2 separate regions of the Homo sapiens genome follow, and region 1 is linked to region 2. A link is a contact called in ENCODE Hi-C or POLR2A ChIA-PET data. All regions are on one chromosome and are shown on one strand. Each heading gives the region's core, a stretch centred on a gene start or an enhancer-like site at or near the end of the contact. The rest is flanking DNA. Distances are from core to core; before and after follow the strand shown. Region 1 has its middle 52 kb from the start of LINC01267. Region 2 has its middle 26 kb from the start of LSM3.

The links. Hi-C counts contacts between places; a loop is a spot of excess contacts on that map. ChIA-PET counts read pairs that join two places held with the same protein, here RNA polymerase II (POLR2A). Pooled maps may share reads with other maps.
Region 1: a loop to region 2 is called in a pooled map, with 7 times the contacts of the local background. The contact joins two enhancer-like sites. A Hi-C loop is called at or near these places in 2 of 168 maps with a recorded cell type or tissue (Caco-2 and Calu3) and 3 of 50 pooled maps. POLR2A ChIA-PET finds 5 or more read pairs at or near these places in 3 of 52 experiments (AG04449, PC-9 and T-cell).

What each region holds. Positions count from the first base shown.
Region 1 is chr3:14,298,922-14,302,571 of GRCh38, forward strand. No RefSeq gene overlaps it. Among named protein-coding and RNA genes, the nearest start is that of LINC01267, 52 kb to the right of the region's middle. Within about 2 kb of position 2,273, at least 3 of the 41 ENCODE cell types and tissues checked have a DNase peak (open chromatin) inside an H3K27ac peak, as active enhancers do.
Region 2 is chr3:14,203,328-14,206,813 of GRCh38, forward strand. No RefSeq gene overlaps it. Among named protein-coding and RNA genes, the nearest start is that of LSM3, 26 kb to the left of the region's middle. Within about 2 kb of position 1,449, at least 14 of the 41 ENCODE cell types and tissues checked have a DNase peak (open chromatin) inside an H3K27ac peak, as active enhancers do.

The DNA.
Region 1 (3,650 bases), core at 1,023-3,522, 96 kb after region 2:
CAGTCTGGCAGAAGACACCTGTGCTTGTTTTCTGCCAAGTCCTGGTGGTCTTGCCATCTCCCCTGTAGATCTGCTGGCCCCGCCATTCGTGAGCCCCAGAGGCCTGGATTGAGAGGCTGCCAGGGAGGCCTGGAGCGTGTCTGAGGGGTCGGCACCTTGGCGCTTGTCTGGAAGTCTCCCAGGCTTGGCCCCAGCCCACTCTTTAGACCTCTGCTTCACCTCCCTGCCATGCAGACCCCTGGCCCAGCCCAGAAAGCCCCTGGGGCTTGTCAGGAACCCGGATCAACAGAACCTGATGGGCCAGAGAGGATGCCAGCCATGCAAGGTCGCACAACAATCAGGAGGCAAAGGCCACTCTCTGCCACCTGAGAAGGATGATGGGAATTGGGCCCCTGCCCCCTGCACCCCCATCCTGAGGTTAAGTGTGAGGCCTTGGAGAGGTGCCCATCTGTGTGCCCAGTAGGGGCTGTGTGGCTCTCTCTGACCCAGCCTGCTGGCATATAATTGAAGGTCATCCTGGGGATCAGTTGGGGCCCCCAGGAACTGGCCCCAGGCTGGCTGGCTAGCTGGGGTCCTCTGCACACGGATGTCCCCCTCCTCTACCCAAGGTCTTAACCTGAGAGACCCCTCTCCCTGCTGAAGGTGTAAGGGGGTGGCATCTTCTTCCTACACAAGAGGGCGGTACCCAGATCCCTGACTGTGGAAGAGGGAGTGTGGTTCATGAGAGAGCCCAGGCCAGGTAAGAAAGGCCCCAAATGTTTACGAGCACTGGCCTTGTGTCAGGGACCCAGCTGGCACAGGGTAGAAGGCCCCACTCACAGTGTCCCCATCATCAACACCCACCCCTACCCCACACACAGTGTCCTCACCACCAACACCCACCCCCACCCCGTACACAGTGTCCTCACCACCAACATGGGGCACCAGCAGGTGCACTTGTTAATGAGTGAACTACCTTGACACATCATCATCACCCCGACTCCATAGTCTATGTGAGGCTCACTCTTGGTGTTGCACATTCTATAGGTTTGAGCAAATGTATCATAACGTGTCTGCCATGACTAGATCATACTAGGTAGTTTCACTACCCTAAAATTCCTCTGGGCTTCACCTATTCTCTTTTTTCACTTTGTTTCTTCGTTTTCAGAATGAAAACAACTTTACTGATTTTAAAATCATGCATGCGCTTAATAGCACCCTCCTATTCCCCAGACAACCACTGCTGAGAGTGTGGGGTATGTTTCCTTTCAGGTGTTTTCTGTCTGTATCAACATAGCCCACCCAGAGTATATAAGGAGTACCCAAGAGTCCATAGGAGCTAATATTGGGAATTGGCATTGACTGAGTGCCTACTATGTGCTTGACCTCACTGGACATTAAAATTTTTTTTTTTTCTGAGACAAGATCTCACTCTGTCACCCAGGCTGCAATGCTGTGTGGCACGATCATAGCTCACTGCAGCCTTGAACTGAGCTCAAGCGATCCTCTCACCTCAGCCTCCTCAGTAGCTGGGACCACAGGTGCACACCACTGTGCCCTGCTAATTTTTTTTTTTTTCTGGTAGGGACAGGGTCTCTCTGTGTTGCCCAGGCTCGATCTCCTGGCCTCAAGCGATCCTTCCACCTTGGCCGCCCAAAGCGCTGGGATTACAGGCGTGAGTCACTCCACCTGTCAAACCTCACTGGACATTTAACACTCACAGCAACACTGTGCGGTGGCCACCATCTCTGCCTCCGTTTCACAGATGAGAAAACTTAAGGCTCAGAGAGTTGAAGGTCCTTGCCCAAGGTCCCAGGAATAGAAAGTGTCAGAGCTGTTTCTAATCAAGTGACAAAGAAAGAGTCAAGGCTGGAATTTGAGTCAAGTTAGCTCTGACTCTGCACTTGGAAAAGCAGAAAGCATCTTGACGTGAGGAATTCTCTCCTACCCCAACCGTGGGGACGGAGGTTCTGAGCCAACATGGAAAGGGCCTGAAGAAACAGCTTGCTGGGTGGCGGGCCCTTGGAAGATGGAGTGGGAAACCTCAGCACCCTGCGGGTGCCCTTCTCAATCCTGGCTCTTAAGACCCAGGAGCCTGAGCCTGGGAGAGAGGAGGTGATCTCTTTTCCTCAGCCTGTGTCTGTAGGACTCACATCAGCAGAAAGTACACACCCACTCAGAGGAACACACTGCCACATTCCACACACTCACATGTGCACACCCTACCCCTCATGACAGCCAAGCTCTCTCCTGTCCACTCTCCCATTTCCGCCTCATATCCGGGCCACCTCCTCCAGTTGCCTACATTGCGCACTGCACAGTTGCAAGGGGATCAGTCACATGGACTGCAATGTGAATGGCACCCCCTGGAGTTGTGTGACACTGCTCACGTTGAGCGGGGAGACTTGGCTTATTTTACACTTGGCAGAAACTGATGCTCAGAGACAGCCAGTGACTTACCCACTGGTCAAAGAGTGCGTCAGTGCTTGGAACAAAAATCTGTCATCTTTTATCTCCCTTCCCCCATGCCTTTCAAAAAGAATTATTTCTAAAACTTTGATATGTTTTAAAAACAAATTGTTGTTAAACTTCTATCTAGTTGTTTTTGAGGAGGTTCCATACAAAATCTTAAGGGTACCAAAGAGCATAAAAAGAAAGTCATTCCCCTCCCACCTGTGAGCCCGGGACACCGGTTCCTTTGCCCAGAGGCAGCCGCTGCTGCTGGTTGTCGTGTGTCTGGTCCAGAGACACTCTAAACATCGTTTACACAAATGGGAGCGTGTGATGCTGCCCGCACCCCAGTGAGGGCTTTGTATGCCCTGCACCGTGCCGGAACCTTGCAGCCGCCTGACTCTGTTTTACTGTCCACAGGATTCCCTTACATGGAGGCCCCGCTGGCTATTTCGCAACACCCACTGGCATTCACTTAGGGCGCTCTGATCTCTCGCTGAAGCAAACCATGCTGGTGAACTCCCTTGCCTGTGTGTCATTTCACATGTCGGAAAAATCACCTGAAAGGTAAAGTCTTCATTTCTTTTAGACCTAAATATTTCATTTTTGAAACAAACTGAAATGGCATAAAAGGACATATAATAAAGTAAAAGAGAAGGTCCGAGTTGCCCCCACCCCTATTGATTCTACTCCCTGAAAGTGGCCACTGTTTCATCTCATATTATTTCACAGTTGCTTATGGGGCTTAAGATATGTGGTTGATTTGCAAAAATGGCCGTAGGCCTTTCCCGGGGCCAGCTTGGTGGAGACGGCAATCCAGGAGTTCCCTGCATTGGGAATGGTGGTGGGATCAAGCATGTGGAAGCTTCCTGAAATCTGGAGTGAACCTCTCAACTCCAGCCCTCTCACCATGCCCATTCCCAGCAAAACTACAGTCCCTTTGTCCCTCCCAGCCTGACCCCTTCTGCCAACACCAGGGGCCAAGGGTGGGAACCTAGGGTCTCCACAGAGGTGAGCAGACAGGGCTAGGAGCTCAAGGCACAGGGGAAGGCTGTCCGCCTGCCCAGTCAGTGTGCAGAGGGTAAATAATTCCCAAGTGTGTCTTAGGGAGAAAAGATAGTCACCAGTGACTCTACCTCACCACCTCTCACCTGCTTCATTGGGTCACTTCTTTACCCAACACCCTTTTATTGAGCACCAACTGCATGCCTGGTACTAAG
Region 2 (3,486 bases), core at 199-2,698:
TCACAGGCCAGCATTTCACCGTCCTTTCCCTTTTCGAAGGAAAGGGTCTTCTGAGTTCGCGGGTGCTATGGGGACCCTGCTCAAGCTGGTATTCAGGAAGGGGAAGACTGTGCTTTCCTTCCCTTGGCCAGGCCTCGTGGGAGGAGCACAGAGTTGGAAATCACACCCGTCAGACTCAGCTCGATCACCGTGTGCTCTGTGACTTTTGGCGAGCTCCTCGCCCATTCTGGGCTTCCATTCCTCACACGAAGGGAAATGCAGGGAGTTGTTTTTACTCCTGAACCTGCATGTCTTAGTTGCCAACACCAGGTGGTGCTGTGCTCTTTTGCTTTTCCACTTCAGTCCTTGCTTTGCAATCAACATGAGCTAATACTGGCCAGCGAGCTCTGAAATCCAGTTTGTGGAACTCCAACCCTACAATAGCTACATAATATGTAGGCCCCAGGGAGAAAGTTGTAAGGGAAAATACCATTCCCGTGGTGCCCATATCCTGCTGAACCGAGATCACCAACAAAGCCGCACTCTAGGTGAGATGGGTTTTGCTGCGCTGGCTCTGTGCACGTGGCTGAATAATGGGTGGACAGAGCTTTCTTTGCGGCCTGAGGCCAGATTCTGCCATCCTGTTGAGCAGATCCCTTTTCCTGCTCTTAGCCTTGGAGTCCTCATCTATACAGTGTCCTTTGAGCTTGAACAATGTGAGTTTCAGGAAAAGGACTCAATCACTCTGCTATTGATTAAAAGAGCCTAGGTTTGGAGTTCTTGGTAGCAGTATCTGAAAGCCGACATTGGTGTGTGCTAGGAAAAGCCTACAGATTTGGAGTGAAAAAGCCATGCATGTGAACCCTAGCACTGCTGCTTCCCAGCTGAATAACAGACTCCAACTCTCTGACCCTTAGTTTCCTCCTCTGTAAATGGGGATAGTGACAGTGCCCACCTCAGGAAGAAGGGCTGAGGATGAAAAGATGTCCATCAAGGATGGAGCTCAGGTCCTGCCATGGAGTCGGAGCTCAGGACATCTTTGATTCCCTTAATTGGGCCAGCAGCTCTAAATAAGATGCTTCTTGTCTCCTCCTGAATGCCTTTCTGAAAAGACCACCTGTAAATATTTATCTGTCTTTATAACAAGGATCCAAGCTGTTCTTCATGAATCCATAGTTTCTGCCTTGCTGAGTCTACTACAACATTTTTTAAAAATTTTTTCATCGATCTCTCCTTGCATTGTTTTTCCTGTATGACTTTTCCAGGCTGAGTTCTGCTAGAAACTGGGATGGCTAACAGCTGGTCATGATAAGGGTTTGGGAATCAGATGAGGGAACAGGGGAGCCTCCCCTTTGCAGCGTCCTCTGCCCTCCCTCTCTGTGGTTCTCAGCAATGTTTTTCTCAGTTCAGCTTCAAGGTAGAAGAGAAATGGATGAAACCAGCTCCATGAACAAGGTCACCCCGCCAATATCACGAGAAAATGACATCACTGTCAGCTTCCGCTCAGGAAAAACCTGGGACTTGAATAACCAAGGGAAAGGGCAGGTCATCCTCATGGCAGGTTGACAGAGCTGGTTACAGACCTCCCTGCCAGATATCAGGGCCTGGGAGTGTGGCTAAAAATGACCCAGGGACCACACCTGCCTCTGGTCAGTTGCCCCCGGCAGCCTTACCACCCTCGTATGCTCAGAACAACGGAATATCACCAATGGGGTGTTTTATTTCCTCTTTCCTAGAAGAAAGGTTACCAACTGCCAGAATCAAAATAGAACATGAACCGTGTCACTGGAATCCTGTCCAATCCAAGCACACTGATATTGTGCAATGCCCTTTGGGAGATAAAGCAGATAAGCAAAATCTCCAAGCTATTATCACACCATTGGACCTGGCATTGCAGAAGGCCTCTAGCCGGCCTCTTCTAGGCTTGTCATGTTTCTGCAACACTGTGTCGAGTGCTTTTTGTGCTCTAGAAGAACACTATTTCATAGATGAAACCAGGCGCAAAGCCTCACAGAAAGAATTATTTTGTTAAAGTGAATAGTTGTCCCCAACTTTTTCCATTTCCCAAGCTCATAGTTTTATACATTCTTTCTTTTTTTAAGGCTTGGCTTAAATTCTTTATTATTATTATTATTATTATTATTATTATTATTATTATTTTGAGATGAAGTCTCCCTCATATCCCCAGGCTGGAGTGCAATGGCGCAATCTCGGCTCACTGCTGCAACCTCCGCCTCCTGGGTTCAAGCCGTTCTCCTGTCTCAGCCTCCCAAGTAGCTGAGATTACAGGCACCTGCCATCACACCCGGCTAATTTTTGTTTTTTGGGGGTTTTTTTGGGGTTTTTTTTTGTTTGTTTTTTTGAGACAGAGTCTCACTCTCTCGCCCAGGCTGGAGTGCAGTGGCCTAATCTTGGCTCACTGCAACCTCCGCCTGCCAGGTTCAAACAATTCTCCTGCCTCAGCCTCCCAAGTAGCTGGGACTACAGGTGAGTGCCACCAGGCCCAGCTAATTTTTTTTTTTTTTGTATTTTTAGTAGAGATGGGGTTTCACCATGCTGGCCAGGCTGGTCTCAAACTCCTGACCTCGTGATCCGCCCGCCTCAGCCTCCCAAAGTGCTGGGATTACAGGCGTGAGCCACCGCGCCTGGCAATTTTTGTATTTTTAGTAGAGATGGGGTTTCTCCATGTTGGCCAGGCTGGTCTCGAACTCCTGACCTCAGGTGATCCGCCCACCTCAGCCTCCCAAAGTGCTGGGATTACAGGCGTGAGCCACCGCGCCTGGCAATTTTTGTATTTTTAGTAGAGATGGGGTTTCTCCATGTTGGCCAGGCTGGTCTCGAACTCCTGACCTCAGGTGATCCGCCCACCTCAGCCTCCCAAAGTGCTGGGATTACAGGCGTGAGCCACCGCGCCCTGCCAAATTCTTTATTATTCTTAATGGCACAACATAGTTTTCCATATGGTAATGAAATACCCACGCTGACTTTCCTGAGGAACAAGGAAAAATGAACAAATTGGAGAATTCAGTGCTTGGCAGGCTTGTCTTCATATACATGATGAATATCAGCCTTTCCTGAAGCTTTAAAATTCTCTTGGTCTAAGTTACTTTTCCTTGAAGGATCATTCCTGCCCCTTGACATCTTTGAGAATTGTTCAACATGTAAATGATGTGCATCAATTGATCAACTTACATTTTAGCTTCTTTATACTATCAGCGTATTTTTTTTCTGTCACTTTCGTGTTAGTGAAGTATAGTAGATATTTGTAAAAGTATTGTGACTATATATTTTTTAATTTTTATTTTTGATTATAGTAAAAAATGCATAACAGAATTTACCATCTTAACCATTTCATAAATGTGCAGTTCAGTACTGTTAAGTATATTCACAGTTGTGCAACATATGTGAAGTTTTCTTAAAGCAAAGCACTCCTGAATGTCCCTCATCCACAAGTCCTTCTCCCATGATGTAATACTTTATTATTGTGCCTAAACTTACCCTTCAGGG